Regions from separate parts of the Mus musculus genome. Here region 2 is linked to region 1. A link is a loop called in an ENCODE intact Hi-C map of the cell type or tissue named here. Cell type or tissue: gastrocnemius. All regions are shown on one strand. Links, peaks and the distances in the headings refer to the core of each region. The heading gives the core; the rest is flanking DNA.

Region 1 (5,387 bases), core at 55-5,054:
TCACTTCTAAGGACCCACATGGTGGCTGACAATAATCTGCAATTCGAGTTCCAAAAGATCTGATGATATGTTATTCTGGCCACCATGGATACCAGATACACATGTGCTACAGATAATGCAGGCAGGCAAAACAGACATATACATAAAATAAAAATAAATCATTTTTGAAAACATCAGTCTCCAATCAAGCTGCTATTCTGAGCCACTTCCCCAGAACATTACCACTGAACAATAATAAATATAAAGTATAATGCTTAAGTCTACAGAGCAAAGGATCAGACCATGAATTTCTGATAAGAAAACCAACCTTTCTCATTACTTGAGGATGTTTCATAGAAATATCAAAAACAAATATTAACTATGATTAAATCCTAGAAGTATCTTAAAATTAGAACTTTCTATTCATTTTCAAATGTATCAAAGAGGGACTTTTGCTCATGATACCATAGGCATATAAGTACACAAAATTATACAGACCACAAGTGCATTTTCTCAAGTAAGCAACCTTCTCCTCTAAACAAAACTATTTGACCAAAATTAATGTTACCCTCCAAATGTCCACCATAAGTCTTAATGTCTTCATGCCAACCTACTATTAAACTTTTCTCCAAAATTACTGGACTTTTTGCATCAAAACAAAATAATCTGAAAGGTTTACTTTACATTTAACATTTCATTTGACAAATGCCAATAAAAGGAGAAAGAGAAGGAGGAGGAGGAAGAAGAGAAGGAAAAGAAAAAGGACTCAGACTTTAAGACTGAAAGTCCTTCATCCATTGAATACCCCTATTCTGAGAATCCAGTAAGTTCCAATGCTAAAATCTGTTCAGCATCAGATACTCAAAATGTTTTACAATTTGGAACATGAGATTGTAGACTTTTGGATTGGAGACAGTCAATGAGGAAAATCTATTCAAAATCTGTAAAACTATTAACACATTAACTAGTTGTTTCCGGTATTTCAGGTGAATGGCACAAAACACATGCATGAGGAGCATGACAACAGGTCCTTCTCTTTTTCTCCCAAGTGGTTGTCTGTAGTGACTTCTTTCCACTTAACTATATCTTACCTTATTAATTGCTTCATAAAGTTACCTAGCTTTCTCTCTGTCCATTCCTGATCCCTCCTAAATGAGTTAAAAGAGAGAGATGGATATTATACTTAGTATATTTCTCCTGATGCACAATCTTTCTCCTAGTTGCTCATGAGCAAACATATTCATGCCAATGGGCACCAACAATACCCACCCAAGTCTCAGTTGATGAACCAATGGATTTACTGGAGCTACTTACAACAGCACGGGTAACTCTCAGGCAGCTGCATCTCAAATGACTCACAAAAGCTACATCACTGGATGACTGCAGTGGAAAGTTACATCATCTGTGTAACTTGTAGGCAGCTCTACTAAAGAGTCGCTCATGCTCCTTTAAGTAACCCCAATAAACTACCTGGTCCACAAAGCTAGACTTAAAACAGAATTGTGTCCTTGGTCTATTATTAGTTCCTTATCTATACTGAATTTGTTCACAGCTCCTCAAGATAAGTCATGAAACACAACTATCCCCAAATAAGGACAGATTAGAACCAAAGATGAATCTAGCATATCGCCTTCTATGTGTTCTAAGACATAGGGCATCTGAGAGTGGAGCAGTAAGGACAACCCAAATAAAGCCATTCTTCCCTAGGTTACATTTGTGTGTGCCATCTTGCTATGGCAGCAGCTGAACTGGCCTTTCGATGGATAAGAAAACATTCAGATAAGGCTGAGACATATGGAGGTAACATCTCAGGGTTGTCATCTTCTATGTGGTATTGAGTACAACACTTCCTTGACTAATAGAGTCCACAGTGTGGCAGAAGTACTAGCAGATACGTTGTAGTTCCTGAGAGTAGCACTTACAAAACTCAGCTATAAGCAAGTTACAATAGCAGTTTCATGGCCTCTAAAATAAGCAAATGAGGTATGGCTTAACCAATAATGAGGGTGTATAAGGAAAATGAGATCTTATACTATACTAACTTAGCTGAGAATATATTTCTTTTTTATAATTTTTATTAGACTTATTTATTATTTTATATCTGAGTGTTTTGCCTGCATATATGTATGTGTACCATTTATTTGCATGCCTGGTGCCCACAATGGTCAGAAGAGGTTATTGACTGCTCTAGATCTGGAGTTACTTAGGGTATGAACCACCATGTGAGTGCTAGGAATCAAAACCCAATCCTCTGGTAGAGCAACAAGTGCTCTTAACAGCTGAGCCATCTTTCCAGCCCTGAGAGGACATATTTTAAAATTCCTTTACTGAGCATTTTCAAATTAGGAAAGGCTGCTAGAAATTTTTGTAGGCAGTGCTCTCCAAAGTGTCCTCAGGGGCTGAGATGTAACTCAACTGGAAGAGTGCATGATTAGCGTATGTAAGGAAGGCCCTGGGACCAACCCTAGCTATACGAATGTGTAATCCTAGCACTTAGGAGATAGAAGCAAGGTGACAAGGTTGAAGCCAGCCAATACTGCAGAGGAAGACCAGCCTGAGCTATTAGCAGGAGCATGTCTCCAAAAGGAAAGAATAAGCCTATGTATGTCACCAAGTCCTACTGCATGCAGCTCACATACACACTGCTCTAGTCTCATCTAATTGACATGCAGCACCAGATAGGTCTAGAACTGTTCCAGATCCATAGCAATCATCCCCATCAACAAAGATGTAAAATTCCTCATGAACACATCAGTAACTTAAGAATATTTAAAACAATAACAAATCATGATTGATGGGTTTATGCCAACAGGACAAACCTGGCTCCACATTTTTTCAGCTCTATTATAATCTTATGACACCATCATTGTATATGCAGCTCTTGACCAAAACACCATTATGTGGTTTATGACTGTACTATTATACAAATTTTATTCTGGAGAGTTATAAATTCTTTCCTTTATTTGAAAGAAAAAAACACTAGAGCAATAACAAGTTTATGTAAACTAAAAAATTAGGTTGGTAAAATTGAAATAATAAGCTTCAAAACAGTAATGTTTTGGTAAATTTCACAAAACTGCTGATAGTACATCTTTTAGTAACAAATTGAAGAATGGATTCTAGTAAGGGGTTACATTCTCATTTCTAGCCACAAGAGGGAGCAAGTACTTAACAGATTTTGCAAATTTCATTATACACTGCTTTCACACAAGACTTTCAAAACCTAGTAACAATAAAACTAAGAATGTCTACCATTGATAGGGTCTAAAACTACAGTGGGTAGAATAAAAGCTACTTTCCTCAGGCTTCATAGTACTTTTAAATTGCTGATTCCTTAAATGAATACCAACACACTTTCTCATAAGAGCACTATAGGTTATAATTTGTTAAGTATTCAGTCTAAACAGAAACTAAAAACATGATGTAAAGACTAAATAAATTATCATAATCTAATTCATAAACTAAAACTCTACAGGTGTGTGTGGTGGCATACATACTAGCACTTGGGAGGCTGAAACAAGAGGATATGGAGTTCAAAGCCAGCAGTGGTAACAACAAGTTCAAAGTCATCCTAAACTAACAGTGAGACCCTGTATTCAAAAAATGTGCCCCCAAAACTGTGCTAATGTGCCAAGCAATCTATCATATAGAGAACCACAACAGGATGTAGATACCAGAATATTTTTAATTCAAAGTTAACTCTAACGACCTAAGCCACTTGCCTCTTTTTCGAGACAGGGTTTCTCTGTATAGCCCTGGCTGTCCTGGAACTCACTCTGTAGACCAGGCTGGCCTCAAACTCAGAAATCCGCCTGCCACTGCCTCCCAAGTGCTGGGATTAAAGGCGTGCCCCACCATGCCCAGCCTCTTTTTTTTTTTAATTGTTATTTAGCTTAAACATGTTAATAACTTAACATTTGCCTATAGGAACCTACAACTACAGTTATTAACAGCACTTGCTACATTTTTGAAAGGAGGCATCTTTAAAATGTACTAGCAAGTAGTTAAATCATAAATGCTAATACTGAAAATTCTCAGTCCACTAATGATATATAAATATAGCTCTTTGGTTTTTCAGGGAGAGTGGATTCCATCCATTGTGATGTATGCCTATAATCCCAGAACTCAAAAGACAGAAGCAGGAGGACCCAAGAATCCAAAACCAACCTATATCACAGAACAAGACATTACCAGAGTGAGGGAAGGAAGGGAGAGAAAGACAAGAAGAAAATGAGGGTGGCCTCCAAAAGGGAATAAGGAACTACGTAGGTGACTTCAGATGGGACCCTCAAATTGGGTATGTTTATATAGAAGCAATACATGGAATTCAAGGTATATCCTCAGAAAAACAAGGTATAATTTTGGGGGTTTGTTTTGTTCAAACAGTTTCTTTAGCTAGCCCTGACTGTCCTGGAATGTAGACCAGGCTGGCCTTAAACTCAGGACCACCTGCTCTGTCTCCCAAGTGCTGGGATTAAAGGCGTGCGCCACCACCGCCACCACTACCACCCAGCTACAGTATAGCTTGGCTAAGATATAGTTTGCTGCTGTTGATGATCATGATGGTTTTTTTAAACTGTGTAGTACTCTGCATGGACAGGCAGAGTACCTAATATGAGGCCAGCTGTAGCATAACAATATCCTCTAGTTTGCTTGTCAGGACTTAGAAAGCAAAAGAAATTTTAAGAGGCTCGCAAATAAAATAACTCAAGTCTCAGGAAGGCCTTGAAATATACAAGATTCACAAGGCTCTTCCTTAAGACTATATAAGCAATAGAAACTGCAAGAGAGTATAGACTCAGGTCAAGCTTCCTGTAAGTCATGCAAGGAGCTCCAGGGATACCAACTTCATGGGCTCCATGCAGCTTCCATGAGTGCCAATAAATATGACCTTTGTTCTATATGGTAATTGAATACTAGATTAAAAGATGAGGCAGGAGATGGATGAGCTACTGTACATCTAGATCTAGAGAAATAGAATGAGTTTGAGGACGGACTAGGTATATAGAATTCCAGACCAACCCAGGTCTTCACCTAGGTTTGGATACCATCTCAAAAATCAAAAATTAAGGGAGTAGCCGGGCGTGGTGGCACACGCCTTTAATTCCAGCACTTAGGAGGCAGAGGCAGGCGGATTTCTGAGTTTGAGGCCAGCCTGGTCTACAAAGTGAGTTCCAGGACACCCAGGGCTATACAGAGAAACTCTGTCTCGGAAAAAAAAGAAAAAAATTAATAGAGTAAGAAAACTTAGGCTCTCCTCCTTTGGAAACCAGAAACTTACATAAACTGGATAATTAAAACCAAAGAAAGCAAGCCACAGTGCATGCCTTTAATCCCAGCACTTGGGAAGCAGAAGCAGGCAGATCTCTGAATTCAAGACCAGCCTGCCTGGTCTACAGAGTGAGTTC
Region 2 (5,387 bases), core at 119-5,118, 130 kb after region 1:
TTTAACTTATACTAGTTAGAGGAATCCAGTTGGATAGTATGTTTAATCTTGACATAAAAGTTAAGCAAGAGATCATTAAAAATATATCCATCAATTTGTAAAGTAGAAAAGGTCTAATTTCTGTCTCTATAGCAATTTGAATCATTACTTAATAGGCCCAATGAGGAAATTTGTTTACAAAAAACAAAAACCACGGATGTGAAACGCAGTCATCTGGAAATGGCATTCACTAATGGGTAGTGATACAGTTGAGTCGGGAAAGTATGACGGCATCTTCCATGTAATGATGTGTCCGTGTTCCCCCTTGTAGTTCTCAAATCCCTATGCTAACATGTTAACCATGGCACCATCTTGTGGCTGTTTCATCAAATAGCTGGGATACACAAACATCTGTAGGGAGACACTATAAATGAAAGTTATTTGTTTTAAAAAGTAAAGCCATAAAATGACATGTAATTTAACATAATGTTTGCAGGTAATTTCCCTTATTCTCATTCAAAGAGCTTCAACTTGAAAAGTAAGCTAATCAACTAGCTTTAGCATGGGCACATTTCTTTCTTATTTTCTGTATTAATTGTTTATATACAATCTCAGATTGGTCCATTGGTGATGAAAACACCAAATGGATATTATAATCTGAAGCATTTTAGTGTGTAGAGTGGACATGTGTTTACACATAAATGTGTGTGTGTCTGTGTGTATATGTTTGTGTGTGTCTATGTGTGTATATGTGTATGTGTGTGTGTGTGTGTGTGTGTGTGTGTGTGTGTGTGTGTGCATTCGCTCAGTTGTTGCTTTCATATGCTTTAACCTTAGGCTCTGTTAAGCAAAGGGAATTGATACATGGTAAAAAAAAATTAAGAGATTAAAAAAAAACCCTTTGAGAAATCGTCTTTAAAAACCTTTAATCATTCACTGGCTATCTGGCTATGAACATAATCTTGGTCAATGTTATGTTATTATAATGAAATATCTGAGGTTGGGTAACACTCAGAAAGATTTATCCAGTTCAAATATTCAATTCTGTGACTTCTCATGGTGGTCTTGCTAAGCAGATCCCCCGGGGGCATTGTCACCGAACTAAGATTTTATATAACTGTAACCTTTGTTCTTGAATTTTCCCTAAAATGTTTTGAAAGATTTTTTTAAACTAAATTTGAATAATAGAAATATTTTATTGTCTATGACATTTTTAAAAATGTCTTGAAACTCTTTTTTTTCCTCTCTCTCTCTTCAAAAGTCTTCAAGTGCCAGGTATGGTGGTGCACATCTTTGATCCCAGCACTCAGGAGGCAGAGGCATGTGGATCTCTGTGAGTTCATGGCCAGCCTGGTCTATTGAATAAGTTCCAGGACAGCCAGGGATACAAAGAGAAACCTTGTCTCAAAAACAGAACAAAACAAAACAAAACAACAACAACAACAACAACAAAAGTCTTCAAGCAGCAGATTGTTCACAGGAAGAATATAGAAATATTTCAAATACATTAAAAAACAGTCTTCCTAAGAGCTGGAGAGACGGCTTAGCAGTTAAGAGCACTGCCTACTCTTCCAAAGGACCGGGGTTTGATCTCAGCATTCATATGGCAGCTCACAACGGTCTATAACTCCAGTTCCAGGGCAGCCAAGGAACACATATACATGCGGGTAAAGGACACACGCAAATAAGCCTTTCTAAAGTGAGAAAAATAGTAGACCATACTGAGGTGAGACGTGTCTCCCAAACAAGCAAAGGAAAAAGTTGGCCATGCTACCAGGGTAGTGAAGATTGATGGAAAGATGTCCATTCCCTTACAGTGCTGGTGTGAGCACATAAGATACACTCCTACAATAGCAGCTTGGTAAAACCTATCAAAATTACAAATGCACATACTATTATGTGTTATTTCATGTTAACAAAATTCCCACCTATACATGCAATTTACATTTTTTTTTTTTTTTAGAAATGACATGTAAAAGATTATTCAGAGTTTGTAGTGGCAAAATTTGGAGATGACTTGATCTCCATTAACTGGGAACTGTTAAGTTATCACCATTGAAATAACAGAATACAGTGGTCATATGATGAAATCACTAACACTGGCTGTGTAGAAAGGGAACTGAAATAGAAGGCAGACTCGCTGTTCACACATCTGAATCTGTTGAAAAATGAACCATCTCAATTAATAGCCATTTATATAAATAAAAAGTTCTCCCACCGCTTCCTGGGCCACTACATCTCCCACTCTGGTTTCTCAAAGGTTGAAGACCCGAGTTGGGTTGTCTAAGGTCACCGTGCACCCTGAAAATCCAATCGTGTGCTTTGGACGATCTCTGCAGAAGGTTCAGCCTGGTCCCTGGTTTCCCTCTGACCCAACTCTTTTTTAACACTGCTTCTCCAAGCCCTGGGTGTTCCAGGATACTGGGTCAGGGGTTAGTTTTGAAAATGTTGACTCAAGTCTAGGGCAGGCCCCCAGCAAAGCAGTCACTTGCGTGTGGTCACAGGATTTGTATAGCCCCAGACTGCCGCTTTCCTCTCAGCCTGTGGTCCTTTTCTCTGCACCCCGCCCCCGCCCGAATACCTTCTTTTGGGGGCCAAAAAATGTATACACTATATAAAAACACAGTAATGGATAAAGACCCTGAGGATTCCATGACTTCGCCACTTCTCTTATTACCCCAGCCAGATCTCCGCTTCGACCCCTGACCTATTTATTTAACTGGCTCTTTGGCATCCCCACTCAGATGCTTAATGTTTCAAAATCTATGTGTTAAAAAATTGGCCTCCAATTCAGCTTCAAACCAACTCCTCCAGGCAACTCCAGTTATTCGGATCTGGAGTTGCCCTCTCCTGGCTCCTTTAAAACAGCAACAATCGAATTCTCTTCCCTCACCCCCAGCTGAGAACCCAGGAGTTCCGTGGTCCCTGAGGCCAGTGCCTCGGCAATTGAAGTAGTCCCACAGCGGCTGTCCTCCATGGGTGGCAGCCAGACAACCAACAGCTGCTTTTTCCACAAGGCTGGTGCCTCCGCAGTTCCAACCTGGTGCCAAAAGGCCGAGTGAGCGGTTCCTGGAGAGCTGCTGGTGCTAGTCTTTCATGATGAGAGTTTGGAAAAGCTGGTTCTGGCATCAGGGAAGGCAACTGCAGCAGCAGGACAAGAGAGGAGACCAAGGAGCAAAGGCGCCGTGCCTTTTTATCCTTGGCGCTACTGGAAGATGCTGCCTAGGGTGGGTCTTTACACATCCATCAAGGAGATCAACACATTTCCTCAAGTGAGGCTCCCAGCTTAGGCAATTATAACTTCTGGCAAATTGGCATTAAAATCAACTGTACTAAAAACTGGCTCCCAAAAGTTGTTCTCTGACCTCTGAGTGGGCACATTAATGGTAAAATGCTTATTGTTTATTTTTAAATATATAATTTACTTTTACTTTATGTTCATTGGTGTTTTGCCTGCCTGTGTGTCTGTGTCAGAAGCCCTGGAACTGGAGTTGCAGATAGTTGTGAGTCCCCACATGGATGCTGGGAAATGAGCCCCTCCTCTGGAATAGCAACCAGAGGCTCATCACATCTGGGTGTGCTGGTAACTAGTGCTGCTGAAGCGTTATAATTCATTGGGATCTCCATGATGACATTATAATTTGTTTTTATTAGGGGTATCAGATTCCCTGGAACTGGAGTTACAAAAGGCTCTCATTTGGGTCCTCTGGAAGAGCAGCCGGTACTTCCAACTGTAACTTTAATTTTCCCAAAACCTATTTTTAATGATGGTTCTTAAACGCTTTAACCTCCGTTGAGGCTCACCTCCCACCAGAGGTAGTGGGAAAGAAAGGATACAGGGGAAGTGGATCTGTTTAGAAAGGTTCTTTGGAACAACTTCCTCCGACTGTGTTGTCTGGAAATCCACAGTTTAGTTCACAAGTTAGCAGCAGCAGCAGCTTTATCCACTCAAACATGTCACAGATGCACCAGCAGTCCAGTTTGGTTCAGTAGAGTTGGGAGAACAAACACAAATCAGCAGCAGTGGCACTACCTAGCAGAGACAGCCAGGCCTCAGCCTCAGCACAAGTCAGCAGGATGGACCAGGAGGAATGCCAGGAGAAGTCCTCAGTTGTGCCTCAGCAAAGATCAGCGGATAAGCAAAACCAACAGGCGTTGCACAGCTAGCTCTGTAAGCAAGCCTAGCTCTGCCTCCATCACTGTCCACTGAGTCCTTTTTATACTCTCACCAAACATCATGTGTCCTCCGAGTCTCGCCTCAGCATGTGCGTCTGTCTCAGCTGACATCACTCTGCCCACCAGCCTGAGTCTAAGAAAGTGGCAAGAAACTGCAGCCCACCACCAGAAGTGTTTTGGTTTGTTTCTCTCTATGGAGTCCCAACAAATGCAGCTCAACTACACAAGGTAAGGCAGACCAATACATGAGTGTCATTAGAAAAGAATCCTTCATCACGTGTCCTTTCAGGCACTTGCTTTAGCAGGACATCCTCTCTCCTGTGTCTGCTTCAGCAAAATATTACTTCACGAGTTTGCCTTAGCCTTTCACCTGTGTCCAATTTCAGCTAAATGTTCCTTCACATGTTTACCCCAGCAAAACATCATCCAAACTCACTTTCCAAAGAACCCTTCAGTTTCCACTTCACCTACTTCAGTGGTTACTGAGTCATCTGTCCAGCCTGGCAGTCTAATCTTAATATTACTTTTTTACTTGCTGAAATGCTTCAGTAAAGTGACCTTTCTCTTCATCTACTATTTGGTCATCCAATGGTTCAGTGTGTACAGGAATTACACTATAAATTCTTGGTCTTCCAAAGCAATGCAAACATCTCCTATTACCAAAAAAATAAGCAATGTTTTATCATTGCCAATTCATGGATTTTGATAGTGTGAGATTTTTGTGGTTATATACCTCACTGAAGCTTAGTTTATCAGGTCTGAGAAACTGAGATCCGTGTTACATTTTATTCAAGTCTATGTCCCTTTAACTCTAGAACACATTGCTAGCTTCCTTGCTAAATAGACTAGCAGGATGGTCCAAAAGCCCTGGTTTTTTTTGGAAGCAAATGTTAGTTCAAGACACAGTAAAGGAAAAAGGCCAAGTAACATATAAAGGCAGACCTATCAGAATTACACCGAATTTCTCAACAGAAAAGCCTGAAGATTCTGAACAAATGTTATGCAGACCCTAAGAGACCACAGATGTCAGCCCAGACTACTATATCCAACAAAACTCTCAATCACCATAGATGGAGAAACCAAGATATTCTGTGACAAAACCAAATTTAAACAATATCTTTCTACTAATCCAGCCCTACAGAGGATACTAGAAGGAAAACTCCTATACAAGGAGGGTAACTACACCCAAGAAAATACAAGAAACTAATCACCTCACAACAGACCCAAAAGAA

The links. Hi-C counts contacts between places; a loop is a spot of excess contacts. Peaks named below come from ENCODE experiments on the same cell type or tissue, not always from the same donor. Only the 100,000 strongest peaks of a DNase experiment are listed, where the experiment ranks them.
Region 2: a loop joins it to region 1, with 8 times the contacts of the local background. A loop is called at or near these places in 17 of 42 quality-filtered maps.

What each region holds. Positions count from the first base shown.
Region 1 is chr4:109,701,500-109,706,886 of GRCm38, reverse strand. All of the region lies in intron 1 of Faf1 (Fas-associated factor 1), which reads right to left. Among named protein-coding and RNA genes, the nearest start is that of Faf1, 28 kb to the right of the region's middle. In gastrocnemius, for the core only: a CTCF peak has its summit at 3,117 (motif pointing right); no DNase peak of the experiment used is centred there.
Region 2 is chr4:109,572,084-109,577,470 of GRCm38, reverse strand. No RefSeq gene overlaps it. Among named protein-coding and RNA genes, the nearest start is that of Gm40226, 24 kb to the right of the region's middle. In gastrocnemius, for the core only: a CTCF peak has its summit at 360 (motif pointing left); a DNase peak (open chromatin) is centred at 2,977.